Regions from separate parts of the Mus musculus genome. Here region 1 is linked to region 2. The links are chromatin loops, found by intact Hi-C in ENCODE. Cell type or tissue: left cerebral cortex. All regions are shown on one strand.

The links. Peaks named below come from ENCODE experiments on the same cell type or tissue, not always from the same donor. Only the 100,000 strongest peaks of a DNase experiment are listed, where the experiment ranks them.
Region 1: a loop joins it to region 2, with 9 times the contacts of the local background. A loop is called at or near these places in 4 of 42 quality-filtered maps.

What each region holds. Positions count from the first base shown.
Region 1 is chr15:32,776,589-32,784,588 of GRCm38, reverse strand. It overlaps the pseudogene Gm32618. Among named protein-coding and RNA genes, the nearest start is that of Gm41289, 7.4 kb to the right of the region's middle. In left cerebral cortex, CTCF peaks have their summits at 5,642 and 5,844; DNase peaks (open chromatin) are centred at 4,178, 5,718 and 6,129; H3K4me3 peaks cover 2,946 bases; H3K27ac peaks cover 807 bases.
Region 2 is chr15:34,018,574-34,026,573 of GRCm38, reverse strand. It overlaps Gm41290 (a long non-coding RNA gene), which reads left to right. Exons shown (of 3, transcript XR_875114.2): 2 at 1-38; 3 at 3,832-4,414. Among named protein-coding and RNA genes, the nearest start is that of Gm41290, 15 kb to the left of the region's middle. In left cerebral cortex, a CTCF peak has its summit at 4,387 (motif pointing right); a DNase peak (open chromatin) is centred at 4,402.

The sequences.
Region 1 (8,000 bases), 1.2 Mb after region 2:
TCTTTCATGAAGGTTCAGTGTCCTAGTTCCCTTCCCCCAGGAAAAACGACACGGGAGCAGGTCAGGGTTGCTCTGGGTAAAAGCCTGTGAGCCTAAGAGCTAATCCTGTACATGGCTCCTTTACCTGCACACTGGGGATTTGACCTCTATCTCCACTCTCATTAATATGGGTGGCCTATTGCTCTTATTAAAAGAAAAGGGGGAGATGTTGGGAGCCGCCCTCACATTTGCCATTATAAGATGGCGCTGACAGCTGTGTTCTAAGTGGTAAACATAATCTGCACACGTGCAGGGGCAGTTTTCCCGCCATGTGTTCTGCCTTTCTCGTGATGACAACTGGGCCGATGGGCTGCAGCCAATCAGGGAGTAATACGTCCTAGGCGGAGGATAATTCTCCTTAAAAGGGACGGGGTTTTGCCATTCTTTTTCTCTCTCTTGTTTTCTCATTCTTGCTCTCTTGCTTTCTTGTTCTTGTTCTTTTTCTCTCTCTTGCTTTCTTGTTCTTGTTCTTTTTCTTGCTTTCTTGCTCTCTGGCTCCTGAAGATGTAAGCAATAAAGCTTTGCCGCAGAAGATTACGGTTTGCTGTGTTCTTCCTGGCCGGTCGAGAGAACGCGGGAACACTATGTCGTATGTTCTGCTATTCCTAGATGCACCAACTGCACCCTCCACACAGTCAAAATACATGGCATAAAATTATTTTGGGAGCCCAATTCACTTACAGAAATGCATCTTTAAGTGGCTTGGAGCTTTATACATTGTGTGATTTTGGCCATAATAGATGAGTGGCAAGCACTGTCACAGAAACCCAGGACTATTGGCTTCCCAAGGGAAACTAGCTTTGCTCTAACCCAGTCACAGCTGAGAGGTCTGGATGGGATTCAGGACAGTCCATAATTAAGGAGTAACCTGTGATTCCCAGGGGAAGCTGACTCATTATAACCATCAGAGATGCTTTGTAAAAGATACAAATTATCCAGCCACACACACTGAGGCTCTGCTTGCAAAAATTGGAGATAAACTTGTAAGATTTGTATTTATATGTACTTCCTATGACCTTGTCAGTCTGTCTGGTTACTTACAGGAGCATAAAAGAGGTTTGGCTGGAACAATCATGAAAAGCTATTGAACAGAATAGTAAAGGAGGAATGAACAGAATATTAAAGGAGGTCTAATGAACAGCATACTAAAGGGGGAATGCTTAAATTCAGCTATGTCTGAGGAAGGATCAGAACAGTAACCAAGAAGGAGTAACCAGGAAGCAGTGTTAGCATGGAACAGCTTACAAATCTGGTCAATGAATGCAGATTCCAAACGACGACCAGTACACAAGGTAGTTTCTGGACCACAGCCAACATCTCAAAGTGATAAACAAAGGGCAAACCATAGAGCAGACGAGCACCAGGCCAAGGATGGTAACTATACAGCTACTAAGAAGATGGAGAGGATTTGCAGGCTTGCTCACTGATTAATTCCAGCACATAGCAGGAAACCCACCTGCTGAGTAAAAGGAGGGGTCAATACCCTGGTGAGTTTAAAGGCAGGGTATAGATGGGAACCATGATAAATGAATGAATCAAGGATTTCTTCAAAATTCCAGTCAATTTTATTCCAGGCTAGAAATAAAACTCTATGGCAACCTAAAAAGTTAAAAAATGATGGCCTTGTTTTCAGTCAAAGCTCTTCTTCATGATGTAGGCTTTCTTCTGAGACTTTTCATTGGCTCCTACTCCATGAAAGAAGGAGATGACTTTGAGATACTGGGATGTATTTTTGGCCTGGGTATGAAAGATGGCAAGCCTTCTTTCTGCCTTGGGAAGGAGAGAAAGATGGGCGAGATCTTGTAATTTGGTTTTCTGGCAAAGGAAGGACAGCTTCTGCTCACTGGGCCTGTTGGATTACAACCAACAGGCACACCAATAGCACAATAGCTTGACTAGACTCCTTGTAATCCTTGATGACAGAGTTGACTGGGCTCTGTTTAGCCAGGTCAGCCCCAGAATAGACAGTCCCTAGAAGATTCCAAACTACCTATGATCAGGTCTGGAGGTGTTCTGAAGGCTTGAAAATTAGTTTTTCTTTTGGAAAAAAACTAACTAACCTTTTAAAATTCTTTCCCAACTTATGATTATCCTAGTTGCCCTTCAGTTGACCACATAACACAGTCCACTGTTAGGATGACAACAGAACAAAATATACTACTTTGATTGAAATGTCATACAATGCATACATGAATCAAAATATTATAAATATGCAAAAGTACTACTTATTAATTAACATTTTTAATGAAATGAAAAAGGCATTCCAGTTCCCATAAGAAAGAGTTGAAAGGCATACTCAAATTCCTTCTTTAACACCCATTTTCTGAGTGTTCCTTCTTAAATGACACCTCTCTACTGCTAATATTGAACTGAAACATAAAGAGCCTTTGTTTCTGTCAGAGCATAAGTAATTTGTCCCATTAGAACTGACAAAAATGCATTTAAAGAAAGACTGCTAAGGGCTACAGTATGTCAGCTTTAATTTCCTTTCTAGTGCAAACTTTCCAGAGCCTGGCTTTCACAGTGCCTTTTGAGGTAATGCATGGCTCCAAGTGACTTAACAGTTTCTTTTAATTTACAGACATCTAAGCATGTTTATAAAATTCCACCAGTTTAAAAGGCTTCCTTTCCTTAAACATATTTCCAGTTCAAATTATATGTTTACAGCAGTCTGTACTGTGTTATTTCTAACATAAACAGTCATGTAAAATATTGACAGGAGCCTAGTAACACATCACTGCTGTCCCTTTCCCTTCACCATCCTTCCAGCAGTGAAAGTCTTCAGCTGCCAGTGGAAAGCATGAATGGGTCCCTAGGAACAGGCTTTCCTGCTGTCTCCGTGTCCTCAAGAAGACCCCTAGTTCTTTTGCCCAATCAGTTTTGAATCTTAGTGTCTGAGAAGTTTTTCTCACTCTGAGCTAAGTATAAAACTAAAAAATTTACTAGCTGCTGATATTTCTCCACTCTTGCCAAAAGGAGTCAGAGCTCAGACAATCACTACTTTTAAATCCAGGACGCTACAGCGGTTTCCAAATTAAAATACAAAGTGCTGGAAATAATGTTCTGTAATAGCTAACTTAAAAAATCATGCCTTTCAAGTCTGGGTATATTTATACCACTCTAGGTGAAGCAAATAGAGACAGGAAAGCAATGTAAATGGACAATTAGCTGGTTTGGGTTTGGAAACAGCTTTTACTGAGAAAGACTGACTCACTGCCCAACAAAGGCTGTATGTAGGATTCTCAAGTTGACATTTCAAAAATGTTTAATCACCCTTTGAATGATAGTGCAAGGGCTCAAAACAGAATCTTTCCAATAAAGCTGCTCTTTTGAAAAACATTCAATTCTGTTTTGAACTGAGAAAATGGTAGAGCCCCAAACATAAGAGATTTCAGAGAAAATAAGGCAGGGAGAGGAGAGGAGCACATTTAAGGGTAAACAAACAACAGCAAACCCCACCAGGTCTTAAGAAGCTATCAAAGCCATACAGAAGCTCCCAAGGGCTTTTCTCCTAGCAAATCTCCGAACCAGGTTCTGCAAAGAAAAGGTCCCCAACTCTGCTCAGTTTACAAGATTCTCTCTGGACAATAATTCAGTTGAGCTTTCCCTTTGCCCAGTTTTGCACAGCTATGTAATGCAATGGTTCCTGTTGTTTTGTGTTGTTTTGTTTCCTTTGAAATACACACAGACTAGCTCCAATTTAGTTTACAGCACACCAAAGTTCAGAACTAGCCAAGAGAGATTACTGATTTCATTGGATTAAACATTTTTTGCTGTGAGAAATTCTGGTAAGTCTCAGAGTTGTGTTTTTACATCATAATCGCTCAAATACCCAACTATCCTATGCAGTTTCCAATTCTAAATTCCCCAGCCTCGAACTCTGTACAATGACCTTCTAGCCCACACAGCAGTGCCCCCACTCTATAGCTGATCACAAATGTCCTTATTCTCCTGAATGCCAAAAGGTTTACCAATCGTCCAAGGGTCAAAAAGGGGAGATTATCCAACCCAGCTAAGGGCTTTTTTATTAATTCAAATTGGGCAACTTACTGGATGCCAAACGAATGGCATAGGAAACAAGAGTAAAGAAAAGAGGAGGACTCCCTAATTGAGCCTGCAGCCCTGGGACTGCATGTCAATAGAAGCTGCTTGGACTTCCACCTGCCAAAATAGAGCTGTAGTGGCCTAAATAGGGGCTGGCACACTAGTCATGAGCCTAAGCTAGTAGTGGAAGAAGACAGTTTCATGGGAATATGGGATCCAAAGGAGTATGAGGTTGGCAGGACAAAAATCTACATTCCCCCAGCAGCTGGAGGATCTGAGGGCCAAAGCAATGTCACAAGCACCCTCATCTTTAAATCTTGAGAAATTACATCTCTCTTCTACAGCCAGGGGCTTCGCTCTACTCGGAGGGTTCCTGGAAGATCCCAGAAACCAGAGAGCCCAGGCCTGTTCCCAAAAGCTCGATGAGGCCAGGAGCCTCAGAATAGACCAAGGACTGCATCTCTACTTAATGTAGGCGCCTTGCCACAGCCACAGGGAGCATTAAACAAATGCACTTTTAGAAACTTTCACTCCTGATACTCTCGGTTTCCTTAATATGGACCCTATCTCCCTAAACTTGCCTTCAGTCAAGCTCAAAGCCTGGAGTAGGGGGATGTGTGCAGAGGAACAGATCCTCCCCAAAGTTTCCAACTCATCCCTGGGGTTTGTCCAGTACACAGAGCTTACTGGATCCTTTCCTGGCCCGCAGTGGTGCTCTAGTAACCTGCAACTTTTAGCCCTCTGTCCTTCCTAGACTACACCATAAAATCCCCCAAGGCAGAAAGCTGGAAATGACTTTAAGGACCTGTGGGGTCCCTAACCTCCAAGTCTTGTGCTCCCACCCCCTGAAGACATGGCTTGGGTAACTCCCTGTAGCAGCTCAATTGTGCAAGAGGGAAAAGGAAGAGCCCAGGGGCAAGTGGTTGAAAAGCAAGCTCATTTGTTTCAGTAGATCCTAGGCAGCCCCACGTTCAGGGTTGGCAGATCCCCCAGGTAGCATCCCCCAATTACCCTCTGGCTCTTCTATTTGCCCGGACACTCTTAACAGTGCACTTCCCCGGCTGGGCCCACTCACCGTCTCTGAGGACACACAGGCCATCAAGCCCAAGGTGAGCAGGATCCACGCGCGCTGCATATTCCCCAGGGATGTGGCTCCTACCCGGATAAAAGGAAGCCCAGCGCAACCGAAGAAGGTCTAGAAAAGAAAGAAGCTGAGCCGCCTCCAGGAGAGAGGTTTGGGCTCTGATTCCGACTCTAGCTGTCTTCTCTGGCGCCTGCTCTAGCATTCTAGCTGCGCCCCGGAAACGCGGCGCCTTCTCACTTGTTGGCTTCTGCACTCCCAACCTAGAGTTGCTGCTTCGCGTGGCTGTTTTCTTGGTCTTGTCCTACTCTGCGTTGTGCTTTCACTCGGCGGACTCCGGTGTCTGGGTCGCAATGCTGTCTGATTTGAAGCAAGCAGTCGATCGGTTGAAACCGAGCTGCCGCTCAAGTTTAGGATGCCTAAAGGCGAACGGCGGCAGGGATGCGCGATCTGCGGGGCTGGATCTCCAGGAGTATGTGGAGTACAGCACTCTACAGCTAGGCTGGTGGCTTGGCTGCAGCGCCCCTCCTATGCGCCGCCGCCTCCTGGGTCCTCCCCTCGATCTCACCCCACCCATCTCCGCGTCCTCTCCCTGGTCCTAGTCCTGGTCTTGGTCCTGCTCAGCCTCCGCCTCTACCGCCCCCACCTTCCCTCCCTTCCTAGCCTGGCCCTCAAGGTTCCTCCCAGCTACTGGGGGAAAGGAGGTTGCCAGGACTCCATGATAAAACCAGGGAGAAATTCTTACGGGATTACACTGGGATTGGCAGCTCCCAGAGCCAGTGGGAGCCAGCAGCTCCACTCTGTGGCTGTCCTGAGAACCTGCCTCTGCAAACCTTAGTGCTCTTTCATTTTCTCTCTCCTTCTTTCCCCTTCTCAACACCCTCTCCTCTCCCCACCACCCTTCTGTCTCCCTTTCACTTTCCTTCTCCTTTTCTTCGCTGAATTTTCTAAAGAAAATTCGATGAAGGTTTGATGGGCATATTGAGCCTTTTCTGACTTGTGAAAATTGGGTCGATAGAAAGATGAGAGTCGAGAAAAATGAGAAAGTTTATACATCCCCTTCAAGTATTCACAGTGCCCATAGGTCTCCAGATAATGAAGATTGCAATTCAAAAAAGACAAAAATAACTGTAACAAGTTCGTGTTAAGATTCTCCTTGGAACTTTCCCCCATGACCCACCTCCATCCCCATCCCAACCATAACCCACAACCCCCAAAAAGCAGAAAAAAAGAGATTCCTAAAATCCAAAAATGCAACAACTCCAAAGCACAACTCATTAAAGGCTTACAAACCATTTCTGCTGCTCACAGTTTGTGCCCTGCCTCCTGACTCACACACATACACACACACACACACACACAGAGAGAGGGAGAGAGAGAGAGAGAGAGAGAGAGAGAGAGAGAGAGAGAGAGAGAGAGAGAGAGAGAGAGAGAGACTGCCCCCAGGCATCAGCTAAGGTCGATTTCCATATTTTTCCTTTTGGAAAATGTAAAATTGTTTACATTTGGAAGCAACAAATAGAGATGAAAAATTAGAGAGTCTAGATAATAGCAGATGAAGTTCAGAGAATGGTTAAGTAGTTTCTGGCTTTAAGAAAATGAGTATGTATTTCCTGCATAAAGCAAAAGCATGCGTCATGTAGTTCGGTGCTGTATGGTGCTACAGAACCAGGCAGGCACATACTCTTCTAATGCTCACCGATGTTCTCTTGGACTTAGGAACTGAATGAATTATGGACCCATTTTCTTCTGTAATGCCCATTTATAAAGGACAGGAACTTTTCAGTATTAGTCACTATTTTGTTATCATGTGGGATGAATTAGAAATACATAATAACTATGTTGTAGGTAAATACTACTCCAGACCTCAAGCCACACCATAAAACCTCCGACCTTTACACACACACACACACACAGAGAGAGAGAGAGAGAGAGAGACAGACAGACAGACAGACATGAGGCCATAGTCATCTTAAAACTAAACTGTAGTCACATCCTAAGTGACTATTAAAATGTTTTAGTGATAAGTTACTGTTATAAATCTCAAAAGAAAAAAATTAGCAGGAGAACCATACCTCTTTAAGACATCAACTGTGGCCCAATAACTAACTCCCAACTTTCTGGTTCTTATAAGCAGCCTAAGGCACTGCCAGTCAAGAGAGGACAGGGAGGGGTACAACTAATGGCCACTAGTGGCCATCAGAAAGGTCTCTAAATCTGGGAATTATGAAGGTATATTTCTACATCTGCTAAGTGAAATTTCTATGAAAATTGGTGGAGACTAAAATCCAGTGGAATTTTGTTAAGTATATCTGATACAGAAAAGATAGACCAGCTATCATTCTCCATATGTTCTGAGGTCCTCCAGCAGATAAGCTGGACTTCTAGGGGTATAGCAAGAAAATATTCTTAACTGATATCTTCTAAGAAGCTTTAGTGGTGTTGTCTCAGAAGAAAATATACAGGATGAGGGCCAGTGATATGGTTCAGCAGATTTAGGCAATTGTTGTCAGTCCTGACCACCTAAGTTCTATCCTTGGGCCCCACATGATGGAAAAAAGAAAATCAGCTTCCAAAAGTTATTTTCTGACTACCACATGTGTACCGCAGCATCACACATGTACATGTAAATAAATGTCCTTAAAATTGAGAATTGGAAAGCACATAAAACAAATAAAATACAGAGAACCAAAAAATGTAAAGAGAACTGGACTTATTTTCATATTTTTATTTTACATATGTATGTTTTGTTGTATGTATGTGTGAAATGTACCTGCAAGTGCCCAAAGAAGCCAAAAGAGGCCATCAGAACCGAACCACTGGTACTGGAATTACT
Region 2 (8,000 bases):
CAGACGAGAGCCCCAATTTTAACACATCAGGAGTTTTGGTGAGGAGGGGTTTATGGTGGTGGAGTTAATGGTAAGGGGCTTTTATGGTGGTGGGGGGGGGGTTATGGTGAGGATGGGGAATCAGTCCTTCTTGCTCTTGGTGTCCTGAGCATAGTCAGTTCAAACCAACCCAATAGTGGACACTTAAACTTTGCTTTTTTCCTGTAGGTAATGAAATTTGTATCTCTGCCCACTAGAAACCTCTGAATATAAATTTTATTTGGTTGCTAGATGGAAATATATATATATTTTTAAGATTTATTTATTTATTATATGTAAGTACACTGTAGCTGTCTTCAGACACACCAGAAGAGGGAGTCAGATCACGGTTACGGACGGTTGTGAGCCACCATGTGGTTGCTGGGATTTGAACTCAGGACCTTCGGAAGAGCAGTCGGGTGCTCTTACCTGCTGAGCCATCTCACCAGCCCTGGAAATATATTTCTAAACCACATCCCTTTGATTAAAACTTTATCAGTTGCACAGTCAGTGTTTTGTTTCTGACAATCAGTGGGATGCTGATATGTGGGCACAGGAGGAACTTTGGGGATGAAAACTGTTTTATACTGCGAGTCTAGTAACTGTGGGTTGTGATGGGGACATTGGAATAAAAACTACATGAATATGTACTACTTGTTGAAGTTTAATGTTTTGTAGTATTTATGTTTAATTTGTTATGTCTGTGTACTATGTCCGCTCCTCTCTCTTCTCCTGCACACTCTCCTAAGGCACGGTGGCTCTGCCTTTCTCTTCCTCCTTGTAGTCTCTAGCCTAGGAAATCTAAACCCTGTCTCTCATCTCCTCAGCCACTGGCTGTTGACACTTTTATTTACCAATCAGAATTAGCTGGGGACAGGTTCCTAGAAGCTAGGTGCAGACTCCATATCTTGGGGGCCCAGCATTTAACATGACAATAACAGCAAAAGACAAAACCTCAACAGGATCCCCAGCTGCGATTATGGACAAGAACTAAGTAAGCATCAGATCAATTTCCTGTGGACTACTCCCTGATTCTGGAGATCCAGTGTTTAGAGTGGGCTTCTGTCCTAGACCACTAAGTCTCAGACCATTTCGTGGACTTCAACATTTCCTGTACTTCTCAATGCTTACCCCTCTCTTGACTGGTCATATATCCACAGACATGTGGAGTCTCAGACAATGACCATGATGGTTCCATGGTTCTGCAACTGGTGGCTCAATCCCATTCAAAAGATAGGATTCTTACAGGCCTGGTATGGTGGTTTGAATGAGATATGACCAGTAAATTTCAGACATTTGAATACTTGGCCCAGTTACTGATGCTGCTTAGGGGAGGCTTAGGGAGTGTGGCCTTGCTAGAAGTATGTCACTGGAGGAGGGTGGTTTTGTGGTTTCAAAATCCAGACTCCATTTCCAGTTAGCTCTCTCTGCTTCCTACCTGTCATTTGAAACGTGAGCGCTTTGCTTGCTGCTCCAGGCACCATGTCTGCTTGTTGTCACATTTCCCTCTGTGATGGACTCTTAGCCCTTTGGGACCATAAGTGAAATAAGCCCTTCTATAAGTTGCCATGACTATGGTGTTCTAGCACGGCAACAGTAACTAATTCCCTTGGGAAGTCTTCTTCTTCTCTGAGACCAGGCTAGCTCCTCAGTGATCTCAATTGTGCCTGGTACAGAATGAGTGACCTAGACTAATGGAAGGGCATGGGACTAAGGGAAGTCAATGTCAATTACCTGGTGCTCTGCTGGACCATATAGGATCCTGGTCAAAACCAGAGGTGTTGGTCCCTATATATATGTGGTAGTTTGAATGAAATGGCTCCCACAGGCTCAGATATTTTAATACTTGGTCTCCAGTTGGTAGAACTGTTTTGGAAGGATTAGGAGGTGTGGCCTTGTTGTAAAAGGTGTGTTACTGGGTTCTGAGGTTTCAAAAACCACACCATTCTCAGTTCCCCTCCCTCTGCTTTGTGCTTATGTATCAAGATTTGAGCTCTCAGCTACTGCTCCATCACCATGCCTGTCTGCTCCTTTGCTCATCTCTATGATGTCTTAACTCTAACTCTCTGAAACTGTACGCACGCCCAAACAAACTTTTTTCTATAAGTTGTCTTGATTTTATCAATAGAAAATAGAAATATAAATAGTAACTAAGAAAGCATGAATGCCACAATTTATTACCATGTAAACAGTCCTCAACTGTAACTGTATACCAAGTCTGTTCTTTACTGGTCTGTATACTACTGTTATTCCTTATAAACTCGTATGTAAGGAACTCAATAGAATGGGTCTGAGAACAGTGGAACAATGGAAAATAATGGTCTCACTGTACTGTTTATAACTGTCTGTACTTAATATTTTGAAATTTGGGTTGTTATTTTCGACTTTGATTTTTAAAATTTTGCATTAAAATACTTGTTTTGTCTAATGCTTTTTTTTTTCCAAGAGCCCTCTTACATTTGCACTCTAGTGTTTAGCTTTTTATCTGCTGCTGTGATGAAACATCGTGACAAAAAATGACTCTTGGAGAGAAAGGATTTAGCTTACAGTTCCAGGCCACAGTCCATCCCTGCAGGGCAGGAGCTTGAGTAGGAGTTTGAGGCAGCTGGTCCCATCATATACACATTCAAGAGCATAGGGGCATGAATTCATACATCCTCATTTGCTTGCTTGTTCGTGCTTAGTTTGATTTTTCACTCTTAATACAGTTCAGGATCCCTCGACTGGAAAAAGGAGCCACGTGAAATGGGCTGAGCGTTGCCATATCAACTTACATACTTAAAATAGCTCCCCAGCCAGGCATGGTGGTATATGCCTTTAATCCTAACATTCTGAAGGCAGAGGCAGGTTAATATTTGTGAGTTTTAGGTTAGTCTGGTCTGCCTAGTGGGTTCCAGGGCAGCTAGAGCAACACAGTGAGACCTTGTCTCAATAATAATAATAATAATAATAATAATAATAATAATAATAATAACAGTTCCCCACAGACCAGTCTCCTAGGCTGAATATAGGCAAGCCCTTATTAAGGCTCTCCTCTACGTGATTCTGGGTTGTATCAAGCTGATAGAGATAACCACCACAGCAAGCAAGTGCCTCCCTTTCCTCATGCAAACTGTAGGAGACACTTCCATAGGGCATCTCCTTCCTGTGGCTTTCTATCTTTCTCCTCCTTGTCTCCTTTCTTCTCCCTTACCCCCTGCACCTTCCCATTTTATTCTGAGACCCTGGCCTCGGTTCCACCTCTACCCTTCTCCCTACTCACTCAGCATTTATGACACTGCTAAAAACCTCTTCCATGTCTCCTACATTTTTCAAGATCCTGTTTCCCTCTCTTGGTCTTACAAAAAATGTAATTCAATCCTATAAAAATGAGAAACCGGCCGGGCGTGGTGGCGCATGCCTTTAATCCCAGCACTTGGGAAGCAGAGGCAGGTGGATTTCTGAGTTTGAGGCCAGCCTGGTCTACAAAGCGAGTTCCAGGACAGCCAGGGCTACACAGAGAAACCCTGTACCAAAACCAAAACCAAAACCAAAACCAAAACCAAAACCAAAACCAAAACCAAAACCAAAACCAAAACCAACAACAAAAGAGAAAAAGCAAACCAAAACCACAACCACCACCATCACAACAATGCCATCATTCCCTCTGTAGTCTTTTATTCTCCCCTTCCCAGGACCACCAAAGGCAGGATGTGAGGCAGGAGGTTCTTCCCAGTCTTTTCATGGCTGTGCATCTTTCCCTCTCATAGGAAAGAATATCCTCCTCTGAGACCCTTGTGCTCAAGTATGTCCATCTCTCTACTTTCTCCTCAGGGTCAGCCTTTGTAAGTTGGACTTCATGGTTCAGTGAGGTCTTTAAGATGAATGGACAGATGCCGTTCTGACATCGTCTCTTCCTAGCTCTGGGATGTTACAAAAGACACAGTTATAAGCACCTTGTTTTCTTTGCATTCTGAGTCGAACCTTTCACCAGCTGGGGACTAAGCGTTCAAACATGGGAGCCGCTCCCATTGAAATCACCACTGACCAGAAGAGGACATCAGATTTTGTGGAACTGGAGCTATAATGGAACTGTCATGTGAATGACTGTTGGGGACTAAACTCTGATCGTGTGTAAGAGTTCAAAACTGCTGAATAGTCTCTCCAGCTCACGCATTTTGAGGCATCTGAGCTTTCAAAAAGCCACCTGTAAAGTCTTTGGAACTGAAGTGCTTCCCAGGCAATGCCTTTCTATGATACTATGTCTGTACTTTCTGGAATTGTAGCCACTAGCAACATGTGGCCTTTGAGTTCTCAGAATGTGGCTAGTTTATTTGATTAACTTTGGATTTGCATTTCCCCAGTGGCGCCTCACTTTGCCCGTTTCTCCCACCAGATGGCGCCCTCATTGAGGGAAAGAAATGGGTTTGCAACACCAGCAACCTGAATAAGCCAAAGGCGTGAAGGGATAGCATTGGCCCTCCTAATCACTGCACCCTGTCTTCTTCAGAGATTCAACTGCCTGAACGGGCTTTAACCCTCACGCCGGCAGCTGGAGCTGCAATCACTTGTTTCTAGAAATGATGGGCAGTGTAAAACAGACACAGCCACCACCACCACAAGACAGTCTGGGGCGGTGATGGTGCAGGTCTTTAATCCTCGCATCCGGGAATCTGAGGGCGGGGGATCTCTGTGAGTGTCAGGCCAACCTGGCCTACATAGAGAGTTCCAAGCCAGCCAGGGTTTCATAGTGAGACTGTCTCAAACAAACAAACAAACAAACAAACAAACAAAACAAAACAAACAAACAAAAAAACCTCAAATGTTACTTTGTATTCGAAGGCACGGGACAACGGTGGTAGCTGCTTGGAATAAAGAAATACACTTTTATTGTTTTTGGGACAATGGCATGCCTTTCATTTGTTCTACTTCTCCTGAAAGTTTTACTTAGATCATCTTTTAAGGTATCATCCATTTCTGGACTGGTGTTTGCTGTTTATTTTACAGACCCTTGTTCCCATGTGCTGGCTGTGATGTGGCCTCTCCCAGAAGCATTTGCATTTTATGCCTACACAGCCTCCCATTGTTAACCTTGCGAATCACTAGAAAAAAACAACTCCACTGTTTTGGGTCAAATCTAAAGCAAGAATTCCCCGTCTGAGAATGGCCTCAAGTCACGTGTTACAGGGAGCCTATAAGGAGAAACCTATTGGCCATCATACTTTCCCATGAGGTTTTGTTATTTCCCAAGATCTATAATTCCCAGCATTCCAGAGAGTTACCTAGTTCCTGGGCAGGTGGGACTTAGAGGTTTTTTTTTTTTTTTTTTCTTTTTATCACAAATACCATATGCATTTGGATGGAGTCTTGCCCTCTTCGAGTATTTCCCAGCAACCTTTAAAGACTTGATTTTGACTTGCTGGTTCATAAGATATATGCATTTCGTTTTGTGATCATTATTATTATTTTAAATATAGATAGGCCCAGTTTAAGAAGTTCTCCCAAACGTTTAAAAACTTGAACCTATAATTAGTGTATGTTCCTGCTATGATCTAGGCATTTATCCTATAACATTTAAAATAAGGCGTGTAATGAGTTGAGTAGAAATTATAATTTATTGTCCATCTTCACCCCCCTTTCCTTTCCTTTTTCTCTATTTTTCTTATTTTTTTTCTTTTTTTTTCTTTTTTTGCTGTTGTTTTTGAGATAGGGTTTTGCTGTGTAGCTCTGGTCAGCCTAGAACTTTCTATTAATACCAGGTTGGCCTGAACTTGTGATGACCTTTTGGCTTCTATGCCCAAATGCTGAGATAAGAAGTTTGGGCTATTACTGCTTCTTTGTTCTTTTGGAAAATATAAAAATATACAGGGAATTGATATCTAGCTCAGTTGGCAGAGTGATTCCTCAGCACATACAAAGCTTGAGTATGATTCTGTAGCATTGCATAAGCTGTGGACAGTAGCAGATGTCACACACACACACACACACACACACACACACACACACACACACACACACGTGCATGCACACACGCACGCTTTAAAAATTTTGTTTTGAATCAGAGTTTCTTGTAGCCTAGGCTGGCCCGAATCTATAATATGGCTAAAAACGAGCTTAAACTCCTGATCCTTCTGCTTTTACGTCCAGCTGCTGGGATTACAGGCCTAAAGATTTACTTTGGCCAGAGTTTTGAGGTATGAGGCTCTGGTTTTGATCTTTCGTTCCACAAAAAAATGGATAAGACTTAAAAACCATCCTTCACTTAACAGATTCGGGACCAATAGAAGTGGCTGATTTTAGAAATGGGGAAAAGACAGTGCAGGTTGAACCTGCACCTCTCTCACTCTTGTTCTCTCTCTTCTTCTCATGCCAGAGATAGAACCCAGAGCCTTGCAAACAGTAGGCAAAGGCTCTGATGTATTAAAAGGATGCGTATGTAAGGCGTCTTGATAGTAATATACTATAATCCGTAAACTAAGACAGAACTTTGAGGGTTGGTGATTTAGCTCAGTTGGTGTTTGTCTATAATAAATGAAGTTTGGAGTTGTATGTCTCTGTGGGTGTGTGCACATGAGTGCAGGTGCCCTCAGCGACCAGAAGTACCACATCCTCTGAAGTTACAGCTTATGAGCATCATGACTGAGGGTCCTCTGAAAAGGCGTGGGCACTTCTAATCCCTGAGTCATCTTTCCTGCCCTAAATCCTGGGCTTGGCTCTGAGCACTACATATAACTGGCTATGGTGCCTCAAGGTGTAATCTGGGACTTGGGAGGTAGAAGGTGAATCAGAAATTCAGAGTCATCGTTGGCTGTAAAGTGAGTTGGAGGCCATCCTGAGTCTCTGGATTTATTGAGACTCAGTCTCAAATAAACTAACAAATGGACAAAAGAACCAAAAAACCAAAAAACCAAAACCCTGAAACAATCCCCAACCCCCTGCCTAAAATCCTTAATAAAATAAAATAAAATAAAATAAAATAAAATAAAATAAAATAAAAACTTTGGACCAATAGTTTATAATAAGAAAATGAAGAAATTTATCAAGTATTGAGGCAAGGAAAACCTACACACTCTCTGAGTGGCTACTTGAAAAGCACATATAAATCTCTGGGGAGAGAACTGAGGTTATGTAGTACAAAATCCTGGTAGACACAACCTTAGTCAAGCGATGGAAGTTAATGTCGCTGACAATTGAGTCTGACATAGAATATCTTTGTGATATTCCTGAGAAAGATAATGTATAGCCTGGATCAAATCCTGGGGGCGCGTCAAGTATACCCCAGTCAGCTTCTTTTCCTCGCTCTCTCCCCTCTTCTTCCTTCCCCCTCATTCCACTCATATGCACATTGGAAAATTTGAATTTGCTGTTGATTTTTTTTTGGGGGGGAGCTGGGATACAACTTTCCAACTCGAGAATCTAATCTCATAAAATATCTGAAAAGATAAAACTTGAAGATTAACTCTTTTTATTGGAGTGGAAATAGTACTAGGGATGGATCCCAGGGTCCGAAGCTTGTTATGCAAGTGCTTTCCCATGAAGCCCCAGCCCCAGCCCCATGAAGAATTAAAGAGTACAGTTTAAAGATATGCTGAGTCTAAAATTCATTTGCCAAAGAAATGTCTAGGCATTAGTTTTATACACACAATCAACACTAAATGGACTCGGCAGGTTTTATTTATATATTTATGTGTTTAGATATATGTGCTATAATAATAAAAGGAAAAGAGATGGCTAAGTGGCAGTGGTGGTTATACCTTTAATCTTAGCAGAAGTAGGTGGATCTTTGAATTTGAGGACAGTTTGATCTATAGAGTGAATTACAGGACAGCTACACAGAGAAACCCTTAAAAAGCCACGAATTTGATGAACTTGAGAGGAATTAGGGGAGGGACATAGGAGGAGTTGTGGGGCGGAAAAAGGAGAAGAGAAGTGATGGTAGACAGCCATTCTAGATTCCTGTCTTCAAGCATAACAGAGTATCATTAATAGTGTCAGGGATTGGT